Linked DNA regions of Homo sapiens: all the other regions are linked to region 2. A link is a contact called in ENCODE Hi-C or POLR2A ChIA-PET data. All regions are on one chromosome and are shown on one strand. Each heading gives the region's core, a stretch centred on a gene start or an enhancer-like site at or near the end of the contact. The rest is flanking DNA. Distances are from core to core; before and after follow the strand shown. Region 1 overlaps PRTFDC1 (phosphoribosyl transferase domain containing 1). Region 2 has its middle 32 kb from the start of LINC01516. Region 3 holds the start of PRTFDC1 (phosphoribosyl transferase domain containing 1).

Region 1 (4,256 bases), core at 450-2,949, 180 kb after region 2:
AGGCTGAAGAGAAGATCACTGGAGCCCAGGAGCACTGCACTACAGCCTAGATGACAGAGCAAGACCCTGTCTCAAAAAAAAAAAAAAGAATACAACTTCATCCTGAGAAGGAGTGGATACACAAAATGAAGAGAATATCAAACCAGAAGACCAGCTCCTACTCCTGGCTCTGCCCAAGCCAGCTGTGAGACCTCTCTAGACTTCAGTACTCTCTGGGACTTCGTTTTCCATAAATAGTGTAGGATGATTGTATTAAAATAGAAGCTTCTTAGGAACTAGGGCTGTGCCTATTAATTTCTTCCTATACTTGGCACCTTTTAAAAACTTTGAATTGAAGTGCAATATACATTCAGAAAAGTGTCCACATCATGAATGTTCAGCTTAATGAATTTTCCACCAAGCGAACAACCTTGTGTATAATCATTACCAGTTAACAAATAGAACATTACCAATCGTTGGCTTTATTAGTCTTCACTTTATAGGGGATGCCTAATAAATAATTTACTTAGTAAATGCACCTTAGTAAAAGGTGCAAACATGTTTTCTCACAACAATCCCTATATTTTCTTTTTTCTTACTTTTTTTCTTGAGATGCAGTTTCACTCCTGTCACCCAGGCTGGAGCGCTCACGATCTCAGGCACGATCTCAGCTCACTGCAACCTCTGCCTCCCAGGTTCAAGTGATTCTCCTGTCTCAGCCTCCTGAATAGCTGGGATTACAGGTGCCTGCCACCACACCCAGCTAATTTTTTGTATCTTTAGTAGAGATGGGGTTTCACTATGTTGGCCAGGCTAGTCTCGAACTCGTGACCTCAGGTGATCCACCCGCCTTGGCCTCCCAAAGTGCTGGGATTACAGGCATGAGCCACTGCATCTGGCCCCTATATTTTCTTATTAAATTCACAGGAGAAAACTTGAGCCAAATAATCTAACTCAGTCTTTCACGACCTTCTTAAAATCAGCAGATATTTGACAAAAGAATAAATGAATAAATATCCAAACCAATAATTATGTCAGAGTATCAAGGCAATGAGGAAGAAGGAAATCTAACTGTAATCTTGTTAGAGTCCATTTTACTTTCCTTCTTGTTACCTTGTCACTGGGTGATGAGAAAAGACAGTTCTCTGAATTTGTCATTCTCTTTGCTCTAAGTTTGAAGAAAAATATAAAAGTCAACTTTCTCTGGAGCACCTAGAAAAATCGCCTTTCCTAAGACAGTTTGCACTGCAATGGAATTTATGAGGAGGAGATTCTAGTCTTGGTTCTGATGTACTCCACCAAACCACCAGATCTTGGACAGAAGTTGACTGGGTCTTTCCTTTGCAAAAGGCCTGAACTACACATTTCCTAGAATTCATTCCTGCTCAAGGTTCCAATGACATGCACCTTTTCAAGATGATCAACTGTACTGAAGGTTACAGTCTGTGGCCCTGGAGCAGATAAAAATAAAGTGGGGCCCTGTAATAGTGAGTCATTGGCATCCGTCCACAGCTCTATGAGTTGGCCAAACTAACCAGGCAGAGATTAATGCCTAACTAGAATGTGGATTGCTGCTTTGCAAAAGAGCAGTTGGAAGATTAAGGAGAAAAAAAAAAAATCCTGGATAATCACCTCCCTCCTCCATCCAGCAATGAGGCAGCTTTGATGAGTAATCCATTGATTGCTATGAGCCATCAGTTTCCTTCTTTCCCTCCCTTTGCTGCAGCAGTTTTCACTGCCAGTAACCACTGCAGCTGTGCAGGGATCGTCACCAGGACACACCCCTTCACTCTGTTCTCCACCACCTCCTAACAACCAACCACGCCTTAGATAAAGGGTGCAGGAATTGCAGCAAGGGGCTTTGGCCCTTGTGGGTGGATACCTGTGGCAGTCACCGTGCATTTAGACCATCTGTGGTTGGGGAGTTGGCTGTTCATGCATGTTCTGGAAGAGAAATTCACTGCAAATGCAGAGTGAGCCAACACAACAGTAAGAGATTCTCTGCATGACTAGTATAAAATCATGTGAAAGATTAGAAATGAAGTCGCTTTGTTTCAGCCTCTATTTATCTATTTACTTACTTATTTGAGACTGGGTCTTTCTTTGTCACCCAGGATGGAGTGCAGTGGCGAAATCACAGCTCACTGCAGCCTCCTCCTACCAGGCTCAAGCGATCCTTTCGCCTCAGCCTCCTGAGTAGCTGGGACTACAGACATGTACCACTATGCCTGGCCAATTTTTTTTTTAACTTTCTGTAGAGACAGAGTCTTGCTATGTTGCCCAGGCTGGTTTCACACTGCTGGACTCAAGCAATTCTCTCGCTTTGGCCTCCCAAAGTGCTGGGATTACATTCCTGTTTCAGCCTTTAAAATAAAAAACATTTTAGGGTATGTTAGTAAGTGAGGTGGTGGTGGTCATTTCTCTTTAAATGAGACTTTCCATCTATAATTTCTATTTTTATTACACTCTCTCAGGCCTGCTGGGTTCCTTCACCCTTAATTGCTGACATTCTGCCAACAAAGAAACACCCACTTAGTTTCTTTCTTACATAGTTGCAAGTTCCTTTTTTCTTATTGACTTGATGTTACCCTGCTCTGCCATTCAAAAAACAAGAAACAAGAGCATGATCTGGCCATGTGAGAAACAGAGGAATTATAATTGTGGCTTGTGATACACATACATATAGGAACCAAGACACAATTTTCTGTTAGATTTGTAATGATGTCTGAAGCATATGATTCTGAAAAATTCGAGAAAACTAGACACATTTCCGATGCTATAATATGATTCTGAGTTGTACTTGCTTTGTACTTTGACAGTTTCAGGTTCCATATTCAGACCCACAAATTTCAAAATCTAATTGCAAACACCTGTTAGCGACAAGTTACCACAAAATAGTCTCCTTTCGTAGGGTCATGCCTGGGAAACAGAGCTCTTCCTTTTTAGGTACAAGCTTTATGCATAGATTTTTATTTATATAAAATGTTCGGCCCAAGTCTTTGTAAACAGTACTTACCCAGGTTATTTATTTTTTAATTCTAAATATAAACATGTACAAAATGTAGGAACTAAAATTTCCAAACTAACTGGCTTGCAAACAATATTATATAGATTTGTTGATTTGGTTTGTAGAATGTTTTTTATTCAATGAATTTTTTTCATTCAGTGAATCACTTTGATGAGAATATTTAAAAGAATAAAGAGCTGTATATCAAAAAGATCATATTTTTCAGCAAGTTATCCTTTCACAAAATTATTCCACACATTCCTTCTCCCTCTGTTTCCACTCAAGATTCTAGAAGGATCTGAGGTGTTGCCTTTCTGTTAATAAGAGGATAACTTTATGGAGCTGCAAAAGTTGATAGGAAAAATTCAGATGCAAAAGTTCTAAGTTACCTAAGGGTAAAATATCACCCACAGAGCTTCCGAGTTCCTGGCTTGTTAGTTTCTCTGCCTCTTTGAGCCTAGACATGGAACAGTGCGTAAGCTACACACCCAGAGCTAAGACACTGGGAATCAAGACCAGGGCAATGTTCCGTTTCTCACATCTGCTCAGTATTGGCTTAGGTTTTCTCAAGAATTTACATTTGGGAGGAAATTCTGTAGGGGCAAAGTTACTTAAGTTCTCCCAATCCAACAGTGTGGGAAATGGTATCAAATAAGTAGGCCACTTTTCAAAAGGGAGAGGCTGCATCAGTAAATTAGGAGAACTGTGGAATTCTGCCCATTGATGGAATAGCTTAAGTTTTTTTAAATTGATTTTTAAACTGTCACCAGCTAGCAGTCTCCACATATCTACCACTTTCTTCATAAATAAAATGTGTGAGTTCTATAAAATTTCTGAGTTCTTTTCCAATCCATTTTCCACCAATGCCCTAAATCCCCCAATACCAGTAGATGAGAGTCCACAGATACCCATATCTGTAAAATAAAGAAATCCACAAAAGCAGCATTATTGTTCAACTCGGAATACTTCCCGCAACATTGTTGGCTGTTCTCTAACTGAATTAGAGCATTTTATTGTTGTGGGAACATGTTTAAAATGACCATCATTCATCATTGTCATCTGTCTCTATTATCTTGAAAACTTGGATTTTTAAAGAGCCATGTTGTATTTTTTCTTTGTCTCTAAAGTATATGGTTCAGATGTCAGATGTGGCATCTCTGATGATAGCATGGTAGAGTCCACTTTCTGGTTAGTTAAAAATCAGTATGCTCTAGAAATGCTCTGCTTGATTTCCATATAATGGGTAAATTGTTATTTCCCAAAATCAATT
Region 2 (4,607 bases), core at 1,113-3,612:
TTTAAAAAGGTAACCAGTGGTCAAATAAAGGATTTATTTTCTTACTTTCTCTAATTCAAGCTCAAAGATGTTAAATAAGTACACTGAAAACAGAACAGACTAAAACCAAAATGACATGGTTACATCACAGTGTTTATTGTCTGCACCTAAGCAGGCAGAAAGGTGATTCTGCAGGCGTTCCAATAAACTGAGCCTGGACTAATTGCAGTTTTGTCCAACAAACAAATTGTTTTTATTTTAAAATCTACTATAGTTATATTTTACAATGGGCATGCCAATGCAGTAGTAGTCTACTTTATTTCAAAAAAAATTCATGCATTCTTCCACTATGACTAAATGAAAATATCAAGATTTTAAAAAAATACCAAGTCTTGAATGATGTGCAAATAAACTAGTCAGTGTCAATGCACCCTCATCCCTACTCAAAAAGACTTCCTCTTCTTCAACTGCTTTTTCTTCCCAATTCCACAGGTCCCCATCAGCCAGAGCAAGAGCCGTCACACTGAGGAAGTGACTTTCTCAAGACCATGCAAGTGAATCCTGCCCTCCCCACCCGCTACCTAATCACCCATTTCTCCCAGACCTCTGGAAGAGCAGCGTGTAGGTGGTATGTGCCAGGAAGTGAAGGGTTAATGCACAGTTTGGCCTTTTGAAATAAAACCCCCTGAATTCGCTCAAGGACGTCCTTTAAATTCCTTTCCTCCAGCACTTTGCAAGCCCATAAATAGCTCCTCTTCAAATACATACTGAAAGCCCAACCTAATACAAGAGGTAAAACTGTTTCTGGGCTGAAGTGCTTATTGTATTTGCACAGGTCAGAGCTATAGTGTTCACTGTTGTCTCAGTTTAAATCAAAGACAAAGGATTCACATACAGCCATCCCATTCTTGAGATTCCCATAAAATGGGGGCATTTTTCTTCACCCATTGCAGCTGCACGTTAAGTACTAGAGGCTGTCTGTTCTTCAACAAGTACAGATTTGAAATGCTCAAATGCCCTGGTCAGAACAGCAATGGCACATTTAGAGGACACTTGAGCCAGGAATGAGAAAAAGGAAATGTTTCCCGCTCTGTTGACGGAACTTGCCTTAGATCACAGGCAAACAGTGATGGTGGCAGACAACAGTGGAAAGAAATCTTCCCTTAGGTGTCCTCTAAGAAGAGACTACATGTTATTTTTCATATGGACTTAGAACTAGAAGAGCTGTTTACATCTCATCTAATTCAACCCTGTAATTTTACAAATAAGAACATCTAGACCCAGCGTTTCCAAGCAGTTTGCCCTAGGTAGGTAGATACGTAGGAGGTATAGGTCCACTGCCAGGAACCAGGTTGTATTATCTGGATTACCAAGACTTCGTTATAAGCACATGTAGAGACCAATAAACGATTTAGACAATTCATACATAGAAGCTTCTGAATTCCTTCTTAAAATGTCAGGATGGTTATCTGAGGTGATTGGATGAACTGTGAGAAAAACATATTATAGACCCTTCGGACATAGTATATGGTTTTCCAGTAATCCTTGTGCTGTGGCTTGAATGTGTCCCCCAAAAAAACATGTGTTGGAAACATAATCCCCAATGCAATAGTGTTGGGATGTGGGCCCTAATAGGAGATATTTAGGTCATGGTGCCAACTATAGAAGGACTTCGGGCTTCAAGTCTTCAAGTTGTCTCTTTTTCTCTGTCTCTCTCTCTCTCGTGCTCTTTTGTTCTTCCACCATGGGATGACAGAGCAAGAACAGCAAGAAGGCCCTCACCAGGTGCTGTCACCTTGATAGGGGACTTCCCAGCCTCCAGAACTGTAAGAAGTTAACCTCTGTTCTTTATAAATTACCCAGTCTATGGTACTCTATTATAGCAGCACAAAACAGATTAAGACAGCTTGTAACAGTCTCTTCTGTTTTTCTCTACATTCCTAATGAATTTTTTTTAAAGCAAAAGAATGATTTTATGACTTTTTTCCAGTCCTTTATATGAGCATTCTCAGATTCATAGCTTGTTTCTTTTGGGTTCTGTTCACATTAGTAATGCCTCTTGCCTGTGGCATAAAGTAAATCTGGACATAACAAGTCTCCAACGCTAGTGAAAAAGAAACACAACTCTGTAGATTATTGAATTAATTGCTGCCCTGAAGGAAAAAAAAAATCCCCTGATGTCTTGTGGCAGCAGTCGACACAGATGGCCCGCTAAAGACAAAAACTTCTGTGGACTGGGAAGAGTCTCCTTCAGAAACACAGCTTCCATTATTTCAAGAGGGCATTTAAGGACACTTACTCCTGGCTTCTGGACTTTGCCGGGCGGAATTATTGTTTGCCTAGTGGCGCTGTCCACTAGAGGGAGTCAGGGTCCTTCCACGGAACTCTACAGGGAAGAACTTCAAACGAATGCAGCCATCTGAAATACAATGACGGGAGCAAGGAGGGGATAAGGGTGTCACTTCTACCTGGGACACATCTCACTTTGGAGAGCACTTTATTCATGGATGTGTTTCTTCCTTTGACAGATCATCACTGAGGGGAGATACAGTGTATTAGACAATAGGGAACACTACATCAACACTCACAGAAGGGCCAGCCTTACTCTCATTCTGGAATAATGCATGGAAGATAGAAACTAGGAAGCCTGCAAACTCGGTTTACTAGTTGAAAATTGGTCAACTTTCATCTGACTTACCTAAGTGATAACCTAAGCAGGTGTCAACAGCAGTTGCTTGATATCTCTGGCTTCAAACATCCTCAAAAATAGCTAACATTTCAACAAGCAAGCAAAGCAAGAGCCCCTTATCTCTTCAAAAGTATAACTGCTGCCTGTAGCCAATTCCTGCAGTTCAGTGTCAAAGAGACCCTTCTTTTTTCTCTTTTTCTTTAAGAAGAAAAGGATCTCACTATGTTGCCCAGACTGGACTCTGGACTTGAGCTCCTGGACTCACACAATCCTTGAGGCCTAATCTCATTCCCAAGTAGCTGGGACTATAGGCTCAAGCCACTGTACCTAGCCACAAAGAGACATTTCTTGTGGTCTTCAAGAATCCCCTATTATGATAAAATGCCCTAGAGGTCCAGCATGGTGGCTTACACCTGTAGTTCCAGCAATTTGTGAGCCCGAGGTGGGTGGATCACTTGAGCCCAGGAGCTCAAGACAAGCCTGAGCAACATGAAAAAACCCTATCTGTAGAAAAAATACAAAAATTAGCTGGGTGTGTTGGCATGTGCTTGTAGTCACAGCTACTCAGGAGGCTGAGGTGGGAGGACTGCATGAGCCTGGGACGTAGAGGTTGTAGTGAGCTAAGATCACACCACTGTACTCCAGCCTGGGCAACAGAGCAAAACTCTATCTCAATAAAATAAAATAAAATGCCCCAGACATATGGGGGAAAGTATTTGTTATAGTATTATTTACAATAGCAAAATTGGAAAGGTCTATATCAAAGGAATGGTAGAGTAAATTATGATGAAGCCACATAATACAATATGATGAATCCTTTAAAATCATGCTTCAATAATAACTTCAGTGACTTGGGAAATAATTATAAATTAGTGTCAAGTGAAAAATAGCATATTAAAGAACTGATGTACAAAATGATCTCAATTATTGTAATTTTTTTAAAGCAAAGGTACCAAAAGTCTAAGACAAATATCTCTGAAAGGTAGGATTACAGATGAATTTACATCATGCCTCCAATGTTTTTGTATTTAAAAACACTATTAAAATAAATGTTTTTAAAATTTATAACTGGAAAGAAGTAATTTTGGATTTATATACCAATACTCCTGAAAAAATGGCAACAGACTTTTTTTGGTTCTCTATAAATTTTGCTAGTGAGCTACAGGATTATACCAACTGCATTGTTAACAGTCATTCTGGAACTCACCTAGAGATAGGCTGTACAGAAAGGGAAAAACTGCAGGTTACCAGGATCTGGAATAAGTTGAATCAGAAAGGAAAGGTTATAAAAATTTGGGGAAGGGAGATGGGATTCATCAATAGGCAGATGTGTGTAAAGAAATTAAGTAAATCAAGATTACAACAAATGGGCATAAAACCACTTGGACATAGGGAAAGTTGTAGAGGTGAAGACAGAGTGCTCTGTCTTAAGTAAATGTCAGGAGGGCCCACAGCTGAGTAAGAGCTTAGTGCCGTGGAGAAATCCTGAAACCATTCCCGCTGTCATCCTCACATTGCCCTGAAGACACAACCCACACTGTGCACCGTGGGGGGAAATGGAAACCATGAAATTGACCACATCAGCCACGTAGACTAATCGCTAGACTTTGAACTTGTAAATGTTCCTATGATGCTCTCCAACTTTCTTATCTTTTTGTCATGGACCTTGTTTGCCTGCCTAGACTTAAAAATTGTAAATGATTAACTGGTGGAAATGAAATTCCTAGTCCTTTTGGTGGTTTCCCCAAACAGATACTTTCCCTTAACAGCCAATAGTGGGTTTTTGTGTGTGGTTTTTTTGTTTGTTTGTTTGTTTGTTTGTTTGAGAAACTTATCTTCCAAATTGCTAAAATTGGTCCTTTTGGAAAAAGTATATATATTTATTTAGCTCAAGGAATTGTTGTTATTGCTTCAGGGCAACACAGAACGGCATAGTCAC
Region 3 (4,185 bases), core at 944-3,443, 130 kb after region 2:
TCTCCAAAGTATCGAAGTGTAATCAGACCGCACAAAGTATTATCAAAATATACAAAGATAATAAAATGAATTAGATTTTTAAAAACTATTTACTCATCATTCTGTGCCCTTTATAGGATGACCTATATAAGTCTATGTAGGATGTTCTTGAGCACACATTCATAAGATTCCTGTTGTCTTTCAAGCAAGTTACATTTTTCACTGTGAACTTGTTGGATTTTACGTTTAAACTAATAGCCTTTCTAAGGGAAGAAGATTTATCTACCATTTCCCTTACATCTTCCGCAGTGTCTAGGCTGGAACCAAAGTTGATGCTTTTTGACTTCTGTATGGCAACTACTCCTGTGACATATTTTGAAGTTCCTGGTACCCCCCAATCTGGCCCTGCACCCACACTGAGCCTCATGGCTAAGTTTTGATATCCAAGCAGTAAGATGGTCTAGTGGAATCCCCTAAAGCATGGGTCATGAGCCACCCACATCACACCCATCTGGTGTCTCTCAGCAGGTACAGGATTCTAGGTGCTTCCACAGATCTTCCCCACCCAGTGAAGCTGCATTAACCAGCTCCCCAGGAGAGTCTTGTGAACTCTAAAGTTTGATCATCATCCTAATGATAGCACTTTTCTGCTCCTGGAAATTTTAATGATGTTGCTTGTGAATATGGTTCCTGGGCCTGGTCTTTGAAAATGAAAATAAAAGATGGTGCTTGACTTTGGGGAAAAGAAGTGAGATGCAGACTACAAAAATGGCTCAAAACAACGCCCTCTCACAATTACTAGGAGAAAATGTTTACCCGTGTGCTGAGAAACAACACCCCCCATTTCTGTAAGGCAGTTGCCAAGCAGATGCCTGATTTCAGGGATCTCTGGAGCTGCACCCTCCAAGGCGCTGGCGCTTAGAAACGACATGAAGAGCCAGCCCTGCTGAGCAGGACCAGGGCGCCAAGTCTGAATGACTAATATTTTTCCAACCTAGAACGTCATTAACCGATTGATAACTATTTCCCCTTTAAACTAGGCAAAATCAGCATTCCTCTCCCCTCTGTGTGCCAGAATTCGAAGATGAACAAAAGACGCCTGCATCAGGAAAACTGTGTTAAGTTCTCTTGGATTCAGGGCTTCGACCCGAATTGGGCTGAGTGAATGAAGACGCTGGTGAGATGTCAGGGACCTGGGGAATGAAGACACACCCAGAAAAAGCAGGAACCTACAGGAGTGGACAAAGAACCGGAGCATAGGCATGTGAGAGGGGTTGAAATGAACAACAGACTCATACAAGAAGGATTTCTAATCAGAAAAGAGCGATTGCTTTAGTAAAGCTGCAACCTGGAACAATTACAATCTGACCAGATGTTCTTGCAAAACTGGTAAAGCAGAGAATGTGTAAAAATCTCTCCCCCTCCTCCCCTGAATGCAGTTGACGAAAGGCCGAAAGGCTGGATCCTCAAAGCCCAGATCTGATCACTGCAGATCCGGGCCACCCTAAAAGCAATCGGGTGTAATCTTTCCAGCTCCAGGCCCTGGGATGAGGGAGGTGGGGGAAGGTGGAGAAAGGTGGAGGAAGATGGAGGGAGGTGAGGGGAGGTGGAGGGAGGTGAGGGGAGGTGGAGGGAGATGAGCGGAGGTGGAGAGAGGTGGGTGGCGGCTCCAAGGTTTGAAAACACATCCAGGACACTTCCCATCCTCCAAGAGCACGCTGGCTCACAGGCTCTTTCACGCTTCTGCTTGGGACAATCGCGTGCATGAAATCTGGCAGGGAGGAGTCAAGGAGATTGTTAGCCCGAGGGCTGGGACGGTGGATCTGGGAATCAGGGGCCTGGGGGACACGTTCTCTTCCTGCCGCGGGCTTCCTGCTCCAGAGTCCCCGCGGGGCTTGGCGGCGGGGCCGGGGGCTGCACGCGACCATCCGGCAGGGGGCGGCGGCGACAGCGGCGGCCGCAAGGGACGCGTCCGGGGCCCGCGCTCAGGGGGAGCGGTAGCGGCTTGGCAGCTGCTCCCCGCGCCCCCGCGGCCTAGCCAGGGGAGGGGGCGCAGCGCCGGGGCCATGGATCCGCGTCAGGCCGCTGCTTCCCGCCGGCGGGCCCGGGGCGGGGCGGACCCGTCCCCGTCCCCGTCCCCGTCCCCGTCCCCGTCCCCATCCCCACGTCCCATCCCCCACGCAGCCTTCGCCCTCCCTGCTCCTTCCCGCGCCGTCTTCCCTTCCCGCGTTCCCCGGGAGAAACATGGCCGGGAGCAGCGAGGAGGCGCCAGACTACGGGCGAGGCGTCGTGGTAAATGCAAACTCCCTATTTTGGGGCTCGGCCCGCTCCCCTCCCTCCCTGGCACCCTGCTTGTAGATTAAATGCTTGCCGTGCGTCGGGGGAGAGAGAGGGCCACCGCTTTGTTCTCCCTCCCGGCGGGGATCGCTTCCATCCTCGGACCCGGGCCTCCTCTCCCCGCCCCCAATCTGACGAAACTCTGAGTCCCGTCCCTTCACCCCGAGTTCCCAGCGTCCCCCCGTGTCCTCCGGCCGGTAGCTCGCTCCTGCAGCGTCCCGCCGGCGCCCAGCCGTCCCCATCCCCGCGAGCCACGGGGAGTCGCTTCTGCGAGCCCGGCAGGGCCCCAGAGACCCCCGCGTGCTGCTCTGGAGGCCTCCTTCTTCCTGGGTCTCCTCTTGACTCCTCCAGGGCGGGCTTCAAGTTTTGTTTTTAAAAAGCACACTGAGGGGTTTTGAAGGCAGCTAGGAAATAAAGTAGCTCAAGTGGACAGAGCTTGAGATTTGAAGCCTTTGGTACCCAGGTTGGGGGCTCTCTGGCAGTGGAGGCCTCTGCAGGAGCTCTAGGACACGCTGGCGGCTCCTGAGTGACCTATGGCTTGTCTGTAAAAGGGAGCAACAGCAAGCTGGGCTCTGGAGCCAATTGGGAGGATGCATGTAAAATATCTAGCAGTGTGTCCGGATGGGAGGGTGTGGGGTGCTGGTTTCCCAGAACTGAGCCTCATTAACCCTGAGAATCCTGACGGTGTCAGCCAGAGGGTACCCATCTCTCAGTGTGCTAGGATCCAACCCGTTCTTGACCTTGTGGCCACGTCCTCCCTGCTCCCTGAGAAGTGGTTTTCCTAGAAGGTGGTGGTTATAACTTGTGTCAGGTTCAGTGTGAAACTCAATGGTGGTGAGGATGGTGGGTGGGGCTAACTTGCCATCTCTTTCCAGGGATCAGCTTGTCATTCACAGATAATCTGTTTATGAATATGAATGGCCTGAACTAAAGTAAGTGGGCTGGGGAGGGAAACGTGTCACATTCAGACAGAAGGGTCAGGTTGAAATGTGGGGCTCAGTGCTTAATTTAACAGCAGGACCTTTCCTTCTGAAAGGATGAGGAGTTGATTTATTCATTCCACACGTTTATTGTCCTGCTGGGTTGTAGGAGGTGCTGTAGGCTCTGGGGTGCAAAAGACAAAGGCCTTGTCTTCATGAGCTTGCGTTCTAGAGAAGACATAGGCAAGCAGTGTGTAAACAAATAGAGAAAATTTCAAATAGAGATATGTGCAATAGGAGGAGGGTAACAGGATAGAGGGTAATTGGAGGAGAAGGGGGGAGTGATGCTTTTGCTCAGGTGGTCAGGGCAGCCTCTCTGCGGTGACCTTTGAGCCAAGATCTGAAGGGTACACAGGAGTAGCCATGTGGACTGCAGGCAGAGACCCGCATACCAAATGCAAAAGAATCATTGTATCCGATTTATGCTTTTACAAAAACCATTCCAGTTGCCCCAGGAGGAGGGGCAAGCCTAGCGGTGTGATGGATGGGAGGGGGACTAAAACGCAAAAAGGGCAATCATTAAGTTCATTCTGGACAAATTGAGTTTGTAGTGCCTGTAAGGCCCACAGGTTGGCCTGCACTGTAGGCAATTTGAAATTCACATTTGGAATTCTGGAGAGTGATTGGAGAGATTTGGAAGTCATCAGCAAAAAGAATAATATGTAATGTTCGGGAGTGCTCAGTGAATATGGAAAAAACAATTAAAGCAACTGTTAAGGATGGAAGCCTGGAAAGTCCCAAATATAAGAGGCTGCCTGTGGGGGAGAAGCTGGTTGAAGGAACCGAGAAAGAACTTTGAAGGGTGGGAGGGCAGGCAGCATGGTGGGTGCCTTGGGAATAGAGCATTGTTGAGCAGGAGGGGCGGGGTCAAGAGGTCATCAGAAGTGTC

What was found. A loop is a pair of places that touch in the nucleus more often than their neighbours do. ChIA-PET counts read pairs that join two places held with the same protein, here RNA polymerase II (POLR2A). Pooled maps may share reads with other maps.
Region 1: a map of GM12878 shows a loop between it and region 2 (5-fold over the local background). The contact joins two enhancer-like sites. A Hi-C loop is called at or near these places in 4 of 168 maps with a recorded cell type or tissue (GM12878, HCT116, HepG2 and 1 more), 2 of 37 single-sample maps with no recorded cell type and 5 of 50 pooled maps. POLR2A ChIA-PET finds 5 or more read pairs at or near these places in 1 of 52 experiments (BJ).
Region 3: a map of CD4-positive, alpha-beta memory T cell shows a loop between it and region 2 (14-fold over the local background). The contact joins the promoter of PRTFDC1 here to the enhancer-like site in region 2. A Hi-C loop is called at or near these places in 9 of 168 maps with a recorded cell type or tissue (CD4-positive, alpha-beta memory T cell, Caco-2, GM12878 and 5 more), 4 of 37 single-sample maps with no recorded cell type and 22 of 50 pooled maps. POLR2A ChIA-PET finds 5 or more read pairs at or near these places in 3 of 52 experiments (BJ, H1 and WTC11).

Annotation. Positions count from the first base shown.
Region 1 is chr10:24,899,539-24,903,794 of GRCh38, reverse strand. All of the region lies in intron 3 of PRTFDC1 (phosphoribosyl transferase domain containing 1), which reads left to right. Among named protein-coding and RNA genes, the nearest start is that of PRTFDC1, 51 kb to the left of the region's middle. Within about 2 kb of position 1,699, at least 19 of the 41 ENCODE cell types and tissues checked have a DNase peak (open chromatin) inside an H3K27ac peak, as active enhancers do.
Region 2 is chr10:25,078,891-25,083,497 of GRCh38, reverse strand. No RefSeq gene overlaps it. Among named protein-coding and RNA genes, the nearest start is that of LINC01516, 32 kb to the left of the region's middle. Within about 2 kb of position 2,362, at least 5 of the 41 ENCODE cell types and tissues checked have a DNase peak (open chromatin) inside an H3K27ac peak, as active enhancers do.
Region 3 is chr10:24,950,614-24,954,798 of GRCh38, reverse strand. It overlaps PRTFDC1 (phosphoribosyl transferase domain containing 1), which reads left to right and starts at 2,193. Exons shown (of 9, transcript NM_020200.7): 1 at 2,193-2,271. The coding sequence starts at 2,224. It also overlaps a transcript of THNSL1 not described here. RefSeq lists a silencer at 1,843-2,032.